Linked DNA regions of Homo sapiens: all the other regions are linked to region 1. The links are chromatin contacts, found by Hi-C or POLR2A ChIA-PET in ENCODE. All regions are on one chromosome and are shown on one strand. Each heading gives the region's core, a stretch centred on a gene start or an enhancer-like site at or near the end of the contact. The rest is flanking DNA. Distances are from core to core; before and after follow the strand shown.

Evidence for each region. Hi-C counts contacts between places; a loop is a spot of excess contacts on that map. ChIA-PET counts read pairs that join two places held with the same protein, here RNA polymerase II (POLR2A). Pooled maps may share reads with other maps.
Region 2: a map of mammary epithelial cell shows a loop between it and region 1 (4-fold over the local background). The contact joins two enhancer-like sites. A Hi-C loop is called at or near these places in 26 of 168 maps with a recorded cell type or tissue (A673, Caco-2, HepG2 and 15 more), 7 of 37 single-sample maps with no recorded cell type and 18 of 50 pooled maps. POLR2A ChIA-PET finds 5 or more read pairs at or near these places in 3 of 52 experiments (MCF 10A, PC-3 and activated CD4-positive, alpha-beta T cell).
Region 3: a loop to region 1 is called in a pooled map, with 2.1 times the contacts of the local background. The contact joins two enhancer-like sites. A Hi-C loop is called at or near these places in 4 of 168 maps with a recorded cell type or tissue (Caco-2, PC-9, heart right ventricle and 1 more), 1 of 37 single-sample maps with no recorded cell type and 4 of 50 pooled maps. POLR2A ChIA-PET finds 5 or more read pairs at or near these places in 2 of 52 experiments (AG04449 and PC-9).

What each region holds. Positions count from the first base shown.
Region 1 is chr9:121,617,913-121,622,015 of GRCh38, forward strand. It overlaps a transcript of DAB2IP not described here. Among named protein-coding and RNA genes, the nearest start is that of DAB2IP, 32 kb to the right of the region's middle. Within about 2 kb of position 2,311, at least 6 of the 41 ENCODE cell types and tissues checked have a DNase peak (open chromatin) inside an H3K27ac peak, as active enhancers do; they include heart right ventricle, where a contact is called at or near this core.
Region 2 is chr9:121,543,385-121,547,767 of GRCh38, forward strand. All of the region lies in intron 1 of LOC107987016 (a long non-coding RNA gene), which reads right to left. Among named protein-coding and RNA genes, the nearest start is that of GGTA1, 46 kb to the left of the region's middle. RefSeq lists a silencer at 2,786-2,835. Within about 2 kb of position 2,772, at least 2 of the 41 ENCODE cell types and tissues checked have a DNase peak (open chromatin) inside an H3K27ac peak, as active enhancers do; they include heart right ventricle, where a contact is called at or near this core.
Region 3 is chr9:121,707,249-121,711,176 of GRCh38, forward strand. The region is part of intron 3 of DAB2IP (DAB2 interacting protein); the gene reads left to right. Among named protein-coding and RNA genes, the nearest start is that of DAB2IP, 58 kb to the left of the region's middle. RefSeq lists an enhancer at 1-159. Within about 2 kb of position 2,028, at least 6 of the 41 ENCODE cell types and tissues checked have a DNase peak (open chromatin) inside an H3K27ac peak, as active enhancers do.

The DNA of each region.
Region 1 (4,103 bases), core at 1,061-3,560:
GGATTTTCAACTCCATGGCTGGTTACTTGAGTCTATGTTTAATCACCTGCTAGACTGAGAAGCCCCTAAAGGACAGGGACCTTTTGTCACATTGGGATCACCTTTTGTGGCCAGCTCAGTGCTTGCATGAGGTCAGCCAGGGCGCTTTAGGTACAAGACAGAAGGCCCCCCTCAAGCTGGCCAGAGTGAAAGGGATTTTATGGGCTCACCTACCTAAAAACCCAAGGAGGCCCAAATGGATTACGATGGGATTATCTGTCTGTCTGTCTCTCTCTTCCCATTTCCCCCCAGTTCTGGGTTCAGTTTCTCCACTGAGCTGGGAATGGGGAAAGGGGAGTCCCCAAGGGAAATGAGGGTGCTGGCCCCAGAAGAAGGAGGGAGCAGACACAGGCAAAAACAACAAAAGCCTCATAAACATACAATGTGCATGTCATGAATGGTAAATTCAATGGATTTTTTTTTTTTTGAGGCAGAGTCTCACTCTGTTGTCCAGGCTGGAGTGCAGTGGCACAACCTCGGCTGACTGCAACCTCAGCCTCCCAGGTTTAAGCGGTTCTCCTGCCTCAGCCTCCTGAGTAGCTGGGACTACAGGCGCCCACCACAATGCCTAGCTAATTTTTGTATTTTTGGTAGAGAGAGGGTTTCGCCATGTTGGCCAGGCTAGTCTCGAACTCCTGACCTCAGGTGAGCCTCCCAAAGTGCTAGGATTACAGGCATGAGTCATTGTGTCCGGCCAAATTCAATGGATTTTTGTAGAAACATTTTTTTTTTCTCCCAAAAGGAATTCACGCTGTAGGCGTGACATCCAGGTGCACATCAGCTCCTATAACTAAACAGAGCAAGCCCTGTGCATTGAGAAAGATTCTGAAACCACCTCTTGGCTCAGCAGAAAAGAGCATCATAATCGGTTTAATTATTTGTGCCTTTGCCTTGGTGGTGGGGGTGGCGGGGCAGGGGCTGTGTGTACGGCATCCCTAATCTGGTCCCAATTTTGGTGTTGTAGAAGTACTTTTAAGAGTTGAAAACAATTGGATTGAACCTAAATGATGTTGCAAGATTTCCCCAAAGCTTAAAGAGCCAATTATGTGGTTGGGAGCCCTTTCTGACCGGCTGTGATTCCATCCTAAGGACTGACAGATAAATTATTATGTGGAGGCCGTGATGAAGGGTGATTGTTGGAAGGTGTGGCTCTTGGCACTCTGATGGCTCCAGGGAGAGCTTCGTGTCCTTTGTATTGTTTTGTTTTTGTTTTGAGACAAGATCTCACTCTGTTGCCCAGGCTGGAATGCAGTGGCGTGATCTCAGCTCACTGCAACCTCTGTCTCCCAGGTTCAAGCAATTCTCATGCCTCAGCCTCCTGAGTAGCTGGGACTGCAGGTACGCGCCACCACATCCCGCTAATTTTTGTAATTTTTGTGGAGATGGGGTTTTACCATGTTGCCCAGGCTGGTCTTGAACTCCTGGCCTCAAGTGATCCTCCCATCTCTGCCTCCCAAAGTGCTAGGATTACAGGCGTGAGCCACTGAGCCTGGCCTTCATATCCTTTAACTGTGACAAGAGTGAGCTGCATGGCCCCTGCCTGCGCTAACGGTGTCAACACATATTTATTCAGTGCCTACCATGTATCAGGCACAGTTTTGGGGCAGATTGAGATAAATTTATCCCGGATTATATGTCACACTTCTGAAAGAGGAGATGTTGGAAAAGGAGGTAGCTCTTAAGATTTTTTCCTAGTTGGGACTTGGTAAGAATTGCAAATGTCCTTACACTTGGGTGGAGTATGTTGTGATCCCAGTAATGATTTCCGGGAGCGCTTGTAAACCACCTCTGGTGTCTGAAATTCCACCATTAGTGATTCATTCCTTTGGGGTAAGCATTGCCGTTTCTATTAATAGCTTAGGTATTAGGTACTAATGGGATACTAAATAGGGATCTCATTCATCGCTAAGGCCTCCTTAGGTAGGAAGTTATTCTTTGTTTTTTCTCCCATGACAAGGCCCTAAGAAGAGAACCCCTATTTGGGTGGAGTTAAACTGGGATACAACATTGGGTTGGTGGTGGAAGCCAGAGTATGTGCATTATAAGACGTGGTGCCTGCCCCACCCAGAGTGCTAAACTTAGCAACAGTCAAAAATTGTCATCATCAAATCACTTTTAGTGGTCATTGTTCTCCAAGTTTGGATCCTGAAGGCAGAACAAGAACTAAAGGTCCTTCCCGGCTCTGACCCCCTGCTGCAGCCTTCCGGATCCAGCCGCTCAAATGGGCGGCTCCGACTCCTGCTGCCTGGGCCAGCTGCTGGAGGAAGTTGCTGGAGCCCTGGCCAGGCACCCCTGCCCTCCCACCCTTCCCAGCTGGAGGTGTGGCTGTTTGCTTCCACCTGTTTACTTTCTGGCTTCTAGCAGCTCCTTCCACACTGAAAATGCCAGCCACTGACCGGTCCACAAACGCCGACCATCCCCCTGCTCCACTTGCAGTGGTTAAAGGTGTGTGTGAGCTCTGGAGTCTGAATGGGTTTAGAATGAGGCTTGACCTGCTGAGTAACTGAGCTGCTCTTTGCTGACATTCCCATCTGTAAAATGGGATAACAGTGCTAACCCCAGTAGGTTCTTGGAAGTATCAGTGAGGTAGCTAATACATATCAGGTCCCTGGTTAAAGGCCTGGCTTATAAAAGGAGCTCAATATATGTAAACTTTGATATTATGTTATTGCTTGGGGCCTTGGCCAGCCACCCTGGGGGGGTCCTGCCCCTCCAGCTGCCCTCTCTTGCCTTCCCAGACACTGTGCTCTTCCGGTGGCTCAGATGTTTCTCTATTGAGACTTCTCTGTTGACACCGCTTGACCCTCTGAGGTCCTAACCCGGGTACCCTCCTCACCTACCAGCTCTCACCTGGGAGCCCCACCCATGCCCAGGGCATTAACAACCCCTGAACCTGGGCTACTCCCAACACAGACTGTAAACCTCCCCTGAGCTCAGATGGAGAGAAGTGCTTTTCACTGGCTGCTCTAAAAGCACATCAACCAATCCAACATGAAAGGCCCTTCCTTTCTCCTAACAACCACTTCCTCTCTCGCATTCACCTGCTCCCCCAGGTCCCAACTTTCCTCTTTGAGGGGAAGACCGCACTGGCCAGCCCCTGGGACAGGGAACCACACCCAGGTGTTTCCTTCCTTCCCTTCCCTTTTTCCTACCTGCAAGTCTGGTGGTTCCCCTTGGGCACCATCTCCTGCACCCCATCCCTGCCCTCACTGCCCATTAGGGGACAGCCCAGCCACAGCCCCTTCTGGTGCAGCTTCCTGTTTTCTCCATGCTGCCTCCAGGGGGAGTCCCTGGACCTTGGTCTGAGGGGTCCCTCCCTTGCTCAAGGTATAATCAAGTCCCTGCTTGAGGGACTCCCTATTTTCCCTGAGATATAATCCAGACTTCTCAGCTCGGTTTTCAGGGCCCTTCTTCCAAATTCCAGTAGGATCCTCCTTGCCAACAGTTCCTTCCTATGTGCTCAGGAGCTCAGCTGACTGAACAACCCACTCCATGGCCTCTACCTGTTAGACTGCCTTGCCTGTGTTTCTCAAAGTTCCCCTGCCTGGTGTGCCTTCCCCTCAGCCCGGTGCCTGCCTGTGGATCTGATCACATTCACAAAGCCTGCAAGGGATGTAAGTCCTCGTGCAGTCCAGTCCCCTGTCTCCCATCAGAATATCATGGCTGTTTGTATTTCTTTTTTTCCTTTTTTTTTTTTTTTTTTGAGACCAGTCTCATTCCGTTACCCAGGCTGGAGTGCAATGACACAATCTTGGCTCACTGCAACCTCCACCTCCCAGGTTCAAGCATTTTTCAAGCAATTCTCCTGCCTCCGCCTCCCAAGTAGGTGGGATTATAAGAGCATGCCACCACACCTGGCTAATTTTTTTTTTTTCGTATTTTTAGTAGACATGGGGTTTCACCATATTGGCCAGGCTGGTCTCGAACTCCTGACCTCAAGTGATCTGCCTGCCTTGGCCTCCCAAAGTGTTGGGATTACAGATGTGAGCCACCATGCCTGACCCTGTTTGTGTTTCTTTTTCTTTTTTCTTTCTTTTTTTTTTTTTTTTTTTTTTGAGATGGAG
Region 2 (4,383 bases), core at 1,522-4,021, 74 kb before region 1:
TTTTTTTGAGATGGAGTCTTGCTCTGTTGACCATGCTGGAGTGCAGTGGCGCAATCTCGGCTCACTGCAACCATTGCCTCACGGGTTCAAGCAATTCTCCTGCCTCAGCCTCCCAAACAGCTGGGACTATAGGCACAAACACACCACCATGCCTGGCTAATTTTGTATTTTTAGTAGAGACAGGGTTTCACCATGTTGGCCAGGCTGGTCTCAAACTCCTGACCTTGTGATCCGCTCGCCTTGGCCTCCCAAAGTGCTGAGATTACAGGTGTAAGCCACTGCACCTGGCCCTGTTTTTTTGGGACAGGGTCTTGTTCTGTCACCCAGGCTGGAGTGCAGTGGTGTGATCTCGGCTCACTGCAGCTTCTGCCTCCTGGGTTCAAGAAATTCTCCTGCCTCAGCCTCCTGAGTAGCCGAGACTACAGGTGCCCGCCACCACACCCGGCTAATTTTTTATATTTTTGGTAGAGACAGGGTTTCACCATGTTGGCCAGGCTGGTCTCGAACTCCTGACCTCAAGTGATCACCCTGCCTTGGCCTCCCAAAGTGCTGGGATTACAGGCATAAGCCACTGTGCCCGGCCAGTCTCTCATCTTTAATATATATATACACAAACACACACACACACACACACACACACACACACACACACACACACACAGACATATAAATTCGTCAGGGTTCTCCAGAAAGACAGAACTAGTAGGATACGTGTGTGTGTGTGTGTGTGTGTGTGTGTGTGTGTGTGTGTATACATATATATATATATATATATGAGTTTATTAGAAAGATAAACTTTCAGTTTAAAAATCAGGAAAGTCCTGGGCAAGGCGGAGTGCTTGGTCACCTGGCCTGCTGCTCAACTCTCTTGGTTTCCCAGTTCCACAACTCAGCAGGATATTGGTTTGGTTCAGCTCATTTTTCCTAGCCAAGCCACTCAGGTCACTAACAGACCTGCAAGGGTGTCCTTGGGGCAGGGGCTGACCCCTGGTAGGGGGCCTAGGGTCACGTGGTGGGGCATCCCTTTGAAAGGCCTGTGGGTGAAGCAGAAGCAGAATGGCTTCAGGGTAAGACCCCACCTGGGAAGGTTGGTGGCCACTGACCTCAAAGCTAGCACTTTGGAAAGCAGCCCAGTGGTGAGAGCAGGGGGACATCAGGCTTTCAATCTGCCCAGCTCAAGCCTGTGTTCCTCAGCCAGGTGCACCTGCCTGTGATCCCATTTACTTTGGAGGCTGAGGCAGGAGGATCACTTGAGGCCAGTTAGAGACCAGCCTGGGCAACATGGGGACACCCTGTCTCTACAAAAATTTTTGTAAAAATTATCTGAGAATGGTGGTGCATACCTGTAGTCCCTACTACTGGGGAGGCTGAGGTGGGAGGATGATATGATCCCAGGAGTTTGAGGCTGCAGTGAGCTGCTACACTCCAGTGTGGGGGACAGAGCAAGAGCCTGTTAAAAAAAAAAAAAAAAGGCCAGGTGTGGTGGCTCACGCCTATAATCCCAGCACTGGGAAGCTGAGGCCAGCGGATCACTTGAGGCCAGGAGTTTGAGACCAGCCTGGCCAACATGACAAAACCTTGTCTCTACTAAAAATACAAAAATTAGCCGAGCATGTTGGCAGGTGCCTGTAATCCCAGCTACTTGGGAGGCTGAGGCAGGAAAATTGCTTGAACTGAGGCGGAGGTTGCAGTGAATCGAAATGGCACACTGCACTCCAGCCTGAGCAACAGAGCAAGACTCCGTCTCAAAAAAAAAAAAAAAAAAACATGCTCCAATTCGTTTACCGGTCCCTTCCCCCACCCTCCTTTGCCCTGATATCACAACTTTGCCCAGAAAGGACTCAGAGACCCCGCCCCTGTACTTGGGCGTGACAGTGCCCTGGTGTGAGGGGGCATCTTCCGCTGACCACCCGACTGACCCCATCCTCTGGTCCCTACTGTACGCTGTGAGTTACAACAGTGACCATGACCATAGGGCCTACTATGTGCAGGGTGCTCAACAGCCCTCACATAAGTGTCACAACAGTCCTGGAAGGTCCCTCACAAGCGAGGAAACTGAGGCAGGAGCCACGAGATCACTGGCCTGTCTGTGGCTGAGCCAGACTTGAACCTGGTCTGTCTGACTCCAGAGCACGTGCTTTTTCCGACACTTCCTGCCCCCCAGAGTCATCCCATTCCGGAATCCAGGCTCTGGGATCCCAGGGCCTCAGGGACTGGGCACCGTCCCCCCAACCACCGCCGAGGAGTGGGCGTTTCTACAGCCTTCTCCGTGGGCCTGCGACCCCCAGTGCGAGGGGAGGGCCGCTGGGGGCTCTGGAAACCCCCTCTTCCATGGGTGGGAGGCGAGGGGCTGAGGCGCAGCGCTGGGCTGGGCCCAGGCCGGCTTCGCCCACACCTGGGATGGAGGCGGAGGCGCTCCGGGTGTTCTGCAGGCGGGAGGCTTTCCACCCCGCTGGCCCCTCACGTCGGCGCATCCTCATGGGATCCTCACGAGGAGCGAGTGAGGTGGGCTCCATTCTTATTCTTTCCCCTGGCAGGAGGCGAGCAGAGGCTCCGGACTCCACAGGTGGCGCGTGGTGAGTAGCCAAGATGAGCTCAGGCAGCCTCTCCAAAGCAGGGGCGCTAACCTGGCCACCTCTCACACCCTGGCTCCCTGCTGGCCCTCTCCACCCCCGCCCGGTCCCTAAGGCCACATCTCTTCCCCGTCCTCGGCCAGCTCAGCCCAGGCCGTCCCTCCCTATGCCCGCCAGGGGGAGTGCGAGCTCCTTGCAAAGACCTCAGGAGGCCGCTGGGAAGGTCTGGACAGGCCAGGCGGGGCGGGAAGCAGGAGGACCCGCGGGGCGGGGACCGGAGCCGCTGGGAGGCCGCCCAGTTTGACGTCCTGCTCCTGCCCAGGCCTCGCCAGGCCCCGGCCCTCCGCAGGCCTCAGTTCCCTTGTCTATAAAATGGGAGGTGGAGCCCTTGGGAGCAGAGCTGCTCACCTTTTAAGAGCATGTGAGTCACCTGGGAATCTTTTTAAAGGCAGATTCTGATGCAGTGGATCTGGGGTGGGGCCTGGGAAGCCGCATTTCTAATGAGCTCCCAGGTAAGGTCCATGCTGCTGGATCCTGGATTCATCTCTCTTTTTTTTGTTGTTGTTTTGTTTTTTGAGACGGAGTTTCACTCTGTCGCCCAGGCTGCAGTGCAGTGGCGCGATCTCGGCTCACTGCAACCTCTGCCTCCTGGGTTCAAGTGATTCTCCTCCTTCAGCCTCCCGAGTAGCTGGGATTACAGGCGCCTGCCACCATGACTGGCTAATTTTTGTATTTTTAGTAGAGACGGGGTTTCAGTATGTTGGCCAGGCTGGTCTCGAATTCCTGACATCAGGTGATCCACCCGCCTCGGCCTCCCAAAGTGCTATTACAAGCTTGAGCCACCGCACCTGGCCTCTGGATTCATCTCTAAAGGACCCGCCAGCTCCGATGACAATTTGTTTTTTTGGGTTGAACGAGGAAGACCTGCCTGTGTCCCAAACCCTTCTGAAGAAGTGGCTGTTCATGTGGTCATTAACTTATTCCCTCATTCATTCATTCAACAAGCATCCTCTGAGCCTCTCTCTGTGACAGGTCCCTGCCTGGTGCCAGGGATATAGAAATAGACAAGATCCTGTCCTGCCCTTGAGGAACTCATGGACACAAGAACCAGAGATTAGCACCCAATGTGATCAGTGCTGGGGGAGAAAGAAGCCCAGGGCAGAGGTGCGAGAATACCAGAGGAGCCCCTCACTAGACATGTGAGGAGGTCAGGGAAGGCTTTTGGGGGAGAAGACCCCTCCCCCTCCCCCTCCTTTGTTTTTTATTTTTGAGAAAAGATCTTGCTCTGTCACCCAGCAATCACTGCTCGCTGTATCCTCAACCTCCCAGGCTCAAGCTCAGCCTCCTGAGTAGCAGAGATTACAGGTGAGTGCCACCACCCGGCTAATTTAAATTTTTTTTTTTTTTTTGTAAAGACAGAGTCTCACAATGTTGCCCAGGCTGGTCTCAAACTCCTGAGCTCAAGGGATCCTCCTGCCTTGGCCTCCTAAAGTGTTGGGATTACAGGTGTGGGCTCCACCTCCTCTTGATGAATGGGCAGAAGAGCACCAGGCAAAGGGGAGGGGAGGGAAAGGGTTTTCCAGCAGAGGAACGGGCATATACGAGGCCCTGAGCAGAGAAAGCCAGGCCATGGGGGTAAAGTGGTTATGCAGTGAGAGGGGCTGCACACAGACACACAAGAACACATAAACCCCTCACATAAAGCAAACACGCAAACACACCAGCACATACATACACCCCCTCAGAGGTGCAGATGTGGGTAGGAAGCTGCACCCTGAAAGAGAAGAGAGTTCTTATTCGGGAACTTCAG
Region 3 (3,928 bases), core at 778-3,277, 89 kb after region 1:
TGACTGGTGGGCAGCCTGAGACTGTACTTTTTAGAGGTTGCGCAAAAGGCAGCCTGAGAAGGTTTTTGCCACCTCCACCCTTCTGCCGCCCCCCTCAGTTTTCCCATCTCTCAGGTGGGGCTAGTGGTACATTACTGCATCAGATGCTCTGCCGAGTGAGTTACTCCTTAGCACAATGAGATCCCACCTCCACTTTTCAGTGGGCAGCCCCCACGGGGGACCAGAGCAGCCCTTCTCCCTACTGTCCCAGTTAACCATCACCTCCTGCCTGTCGCCCTAACTTTTCTGGAACAAGCAGGGCCCTTGTTTTCAGGCTGGGCCTGATTGTAAAAGAGTGCACTGGGGAGAGATAGAGATGGCACCAGGGTAGCATGGGCCCTAATTTGATGCGACGTTGTCATGGGAAGTTTTCATACCAAGGGCAGTGAATTAGTGTAGTGTCTCCCTGTGCCCAATGACTAAGGGGAAGTTAATTTCATGCTCTGCCTTTTTGACATTCATAATCAGAACGTTGTATTGCAGCTGCAGATTGTTAGCAGGTGAAGGATGTGTGAGCCTCAACAATTACTGTTTCTGGCTTGGGAGGAGATTGATTAATAGATTGTTCCCAGCCCCACCCCCTCTGCTTCTTACTCCCGTTTGTGCTTTCTTTCCCTCTTTCCAACTTCACCACATTTCGTCAGGAAACTAAGTGGCTATGACTAAATCCCTACTCTTGTACTAGAAACCCAGGGCAGAGGAGGACCTGTATGAGGAGGAATTGCCTAGGACACCTGATAAAATGCAGATTCTTGGACTCCACCCCAGACCTTCTGAATTATACCCTCTGGGTGGGGTGGTCTTGCTTCCCCAAAGTTTGCTCCTTTTGCAGAGGGGCAGGCATTGTGCCCCAGCTGTGTGCTAGTGACTTGCCTAAGCACTTCCTGTGCTGTATTCTTACTGATTTCTCATAGCAAGAGGGCTTTTTGTTTCCCATTTCACAGGTGTAGAAACTGAAACCCGATGTGTGAGTGGCCCAAAGTCACACACTGGAGGAAACCCAGTAACCAGGCAAGTCCATTCCCTGGTTGATGTCAAGATCCCACCAGTAGCATGTCATGTCCTTTCTCATTAAGGCTGTGATGCCTTTTGAAATAAACCCTCTCCCTCCTCAGAGAAGTAGCAGTAGCCCCCTTCTGTGCTTGCACTAGGCTCCCATTGTGAAAAGCTCCTGCACACCAGTGCCCTGGGTCTCCTGAGGGTGCTTGGAACAGTCAGGGCATTCATGACTGATCTGCATTTTGCAGCTGTGGTGGGTGACGCTCAGAGAGGTGAAGGGGCAGAGGCAAGGGGAGCTGGAACTTGTCTCCTAACTCCAGGTCCAGTGCTCAGCCCACCTGTGCCACCAAGGCCTGCTCTTCTCACTGACTTCCTGGTTGCAGGTGGGGAAACTGAGGTTCAGGGAAGTGTACCCATTTACTTAGGATTGAGCGAGCAGCAGTAATGCAATTCAAGGTCCGCCAAGTCAAATTCCACAGGACAGGACTAGTCAGCATTTTAGGAGTGGATCTTGTACCCTTGGCTCCCGCCTGAGAATGGAAGTCTTCCAGACCCCTTGGAAGGTCTCGGCTCAGGGAAGAGAATGACTGTCTTTGGAGAGACTAGGCCAGGTGGGGTGGGCTGCACTCCCAACTAAGGAGGCCAGGCACCTGCTAGGGTAGTGGGAGGTGATGGGGGATCTGCGCCTGTGAGGTGGGCAGCTGGAATCTGAACCTAGGGCTGCCTTACTCTAAAACCCCGTCCCCCACACCGCCAGTTGCCATGGAGGTTAATAGCAGGCGTTCCTGAGTCAGTCTCCCAGAGCTGGTCCAAGGCCCAGCTCCACCAACTGCTTCCCTCTGAGCTTGAGATTCTCTATTTCAGTAAAGCAAAAACAAAAACAGAAACTAGTGTCTCGGGGCCCAGGATTCCTGGCACAGGGCTGGCCCAGTCTTTCCTGGGCTTTGGTTTACTGCATTCAGGTCATGAAGCCCCTGGAGCTGCTGGAGAATGGAGCCATCGTAGCGGGGCGGGGGACGGAGATGCCTTTCATCCTGCTCTGTTCATGGCAAGCTGCTTCTGATGCTGTGATAGCCCCACCCACTGCCCCACCCACTGCCCGTGAGTGGCCACTCAGGATGGGCCAGGCTCTGTGCCTGGTGCTTTCTCGTGCATTTGCTCAGCTCATTCTTACTATAGCCCTTTGAAGGATACGTGCTATTACTGTCCCCATTTTACAGAGAAGAAAATTGAGTCACAGAGAGACTGAGCAGCTTGTTGAAGTCCTACAGCTCATAAGTGGCAGAGCTGGGTTTCAAACCCAGGCGGTTGGCTTTATTATGTAAGGCCCCCTGTCAAGCACCGTTCTACATAGCCTGTGCTCATGTGCTCTGTTTCACATTACATGTTCTGTCAGTGATCACACTGATAAACCACCTGGTCACTTAAGAAGCACCCGTGTGGCAGGCATTATGCATGGTATGTGCATCATCTCTGATTTTCTTGACTACCCTCATTTTATCCTTCCCCCATTTTACAGGTGAGGAAACTGGCCTTAGAGTATAAAATCACATAGCCAGGATTAGCCTCAGGTTACCTTTAGAATCTAGATCTCTTTGTATCCACAGCCAGGGCCCTCTCTAGTATATTAGCTGACATGGCTGGGCACATCCTATGCGCCAGGCCCTGCTCTCTACACTTCACTGAGCTGAACTCACTTCACCCTCACAGCAGCCCGTGAGATATATACTGTTGCAGTCCCTGGTTCACAGCCAAGGAAGCGTGAGTTGCATGGCCAGAAATGGCAGAGCTGGGATTAAACCCAAGCCGTCTGGCTCCCACATCAGTGTTTTTAACCACCCCACAGTACTGCCCTCTCCCTATCTTACAGGTGAGGAATTTGAGGTTCCAAGAGGTAAAAGTCACTTGCCCTGAGTCGGACAGCAGGTGAGTGGCATAGACAGGATTTGCATCCAGGTCTTTCTAGAATGTTTTTCTGTCTCCCAGGTGAGAGAATGTGGCTGCTGCCAGGCGGTTTGGAAGTATGTCCCAAGGGCACCCGGGGCTCTGCTGGGGGCTGCTGTGGGTGCCCAAGTCCTGAGGTGGTAGGGGTGGCAGTGGAGGCAGGCCTTAAGAAAGAGTCATCAGGATGTGAGGGCAGGCTCGGCTCAGTGACTGCCCCTCCTATTTGCAACTTATCACTTATTCTCAAGCGTCTTTTTCTGTGGCTCCCCCAGGGTTCTGGGCTCCCACACCTCTTTTCACCTGGGCAGAGCTGATGAGCTGTGGCTGCGTTTGGATCTGTTGACTTATAATGCTGGGTGAGGTGGGGCAGGTACAAGAAGGGGTCGTGGCTAGGCTAAGTGGCCTTCCATAGCACTTCCCTTCCTCCAAGGTCAGAAGAACATAGAGGTGACTTCCATCACTACCCAGGAGGGTGAAGGCAAACAGGGTGATGATGATGGTGGCCAGGGACTCCCCCACCAGCCTCTGCTCAGGATCTGTGGGAAGATGGGTGAAGCTGGCGCTGAAATCCCCAGCCACCCCAGGCAGTACTACAGCAGACTCACCAAGGGAGTTGCCTATTGTGCTGCAGGCCACACTGCCCTGGTGTCACCACCTTCTGTGGACTGGATGTGACGTAGGGAAGTGGTAGTGCCAGGGCCAGATGTTCTGCCCGGAGCCCATCCAGCCTGCCTGAGGTGGTCTTGCTCAGTTGCCCTAGGATCATAAAGTCCACGAATTTGATGGTTGTTTATGAGGATAGTGAAAACCTATTCCAGAGAGTTTCAGAATTAAGGAAAAATGGAGCTGGCAGAGAACTTAGTCTTAGAGTCTGTACAAGCCAGGGGTGCACTTGAAAGGCCTTGTTGTCTTTCGTACCTCTGCTGCTTATTGTTCAGAGCACCCA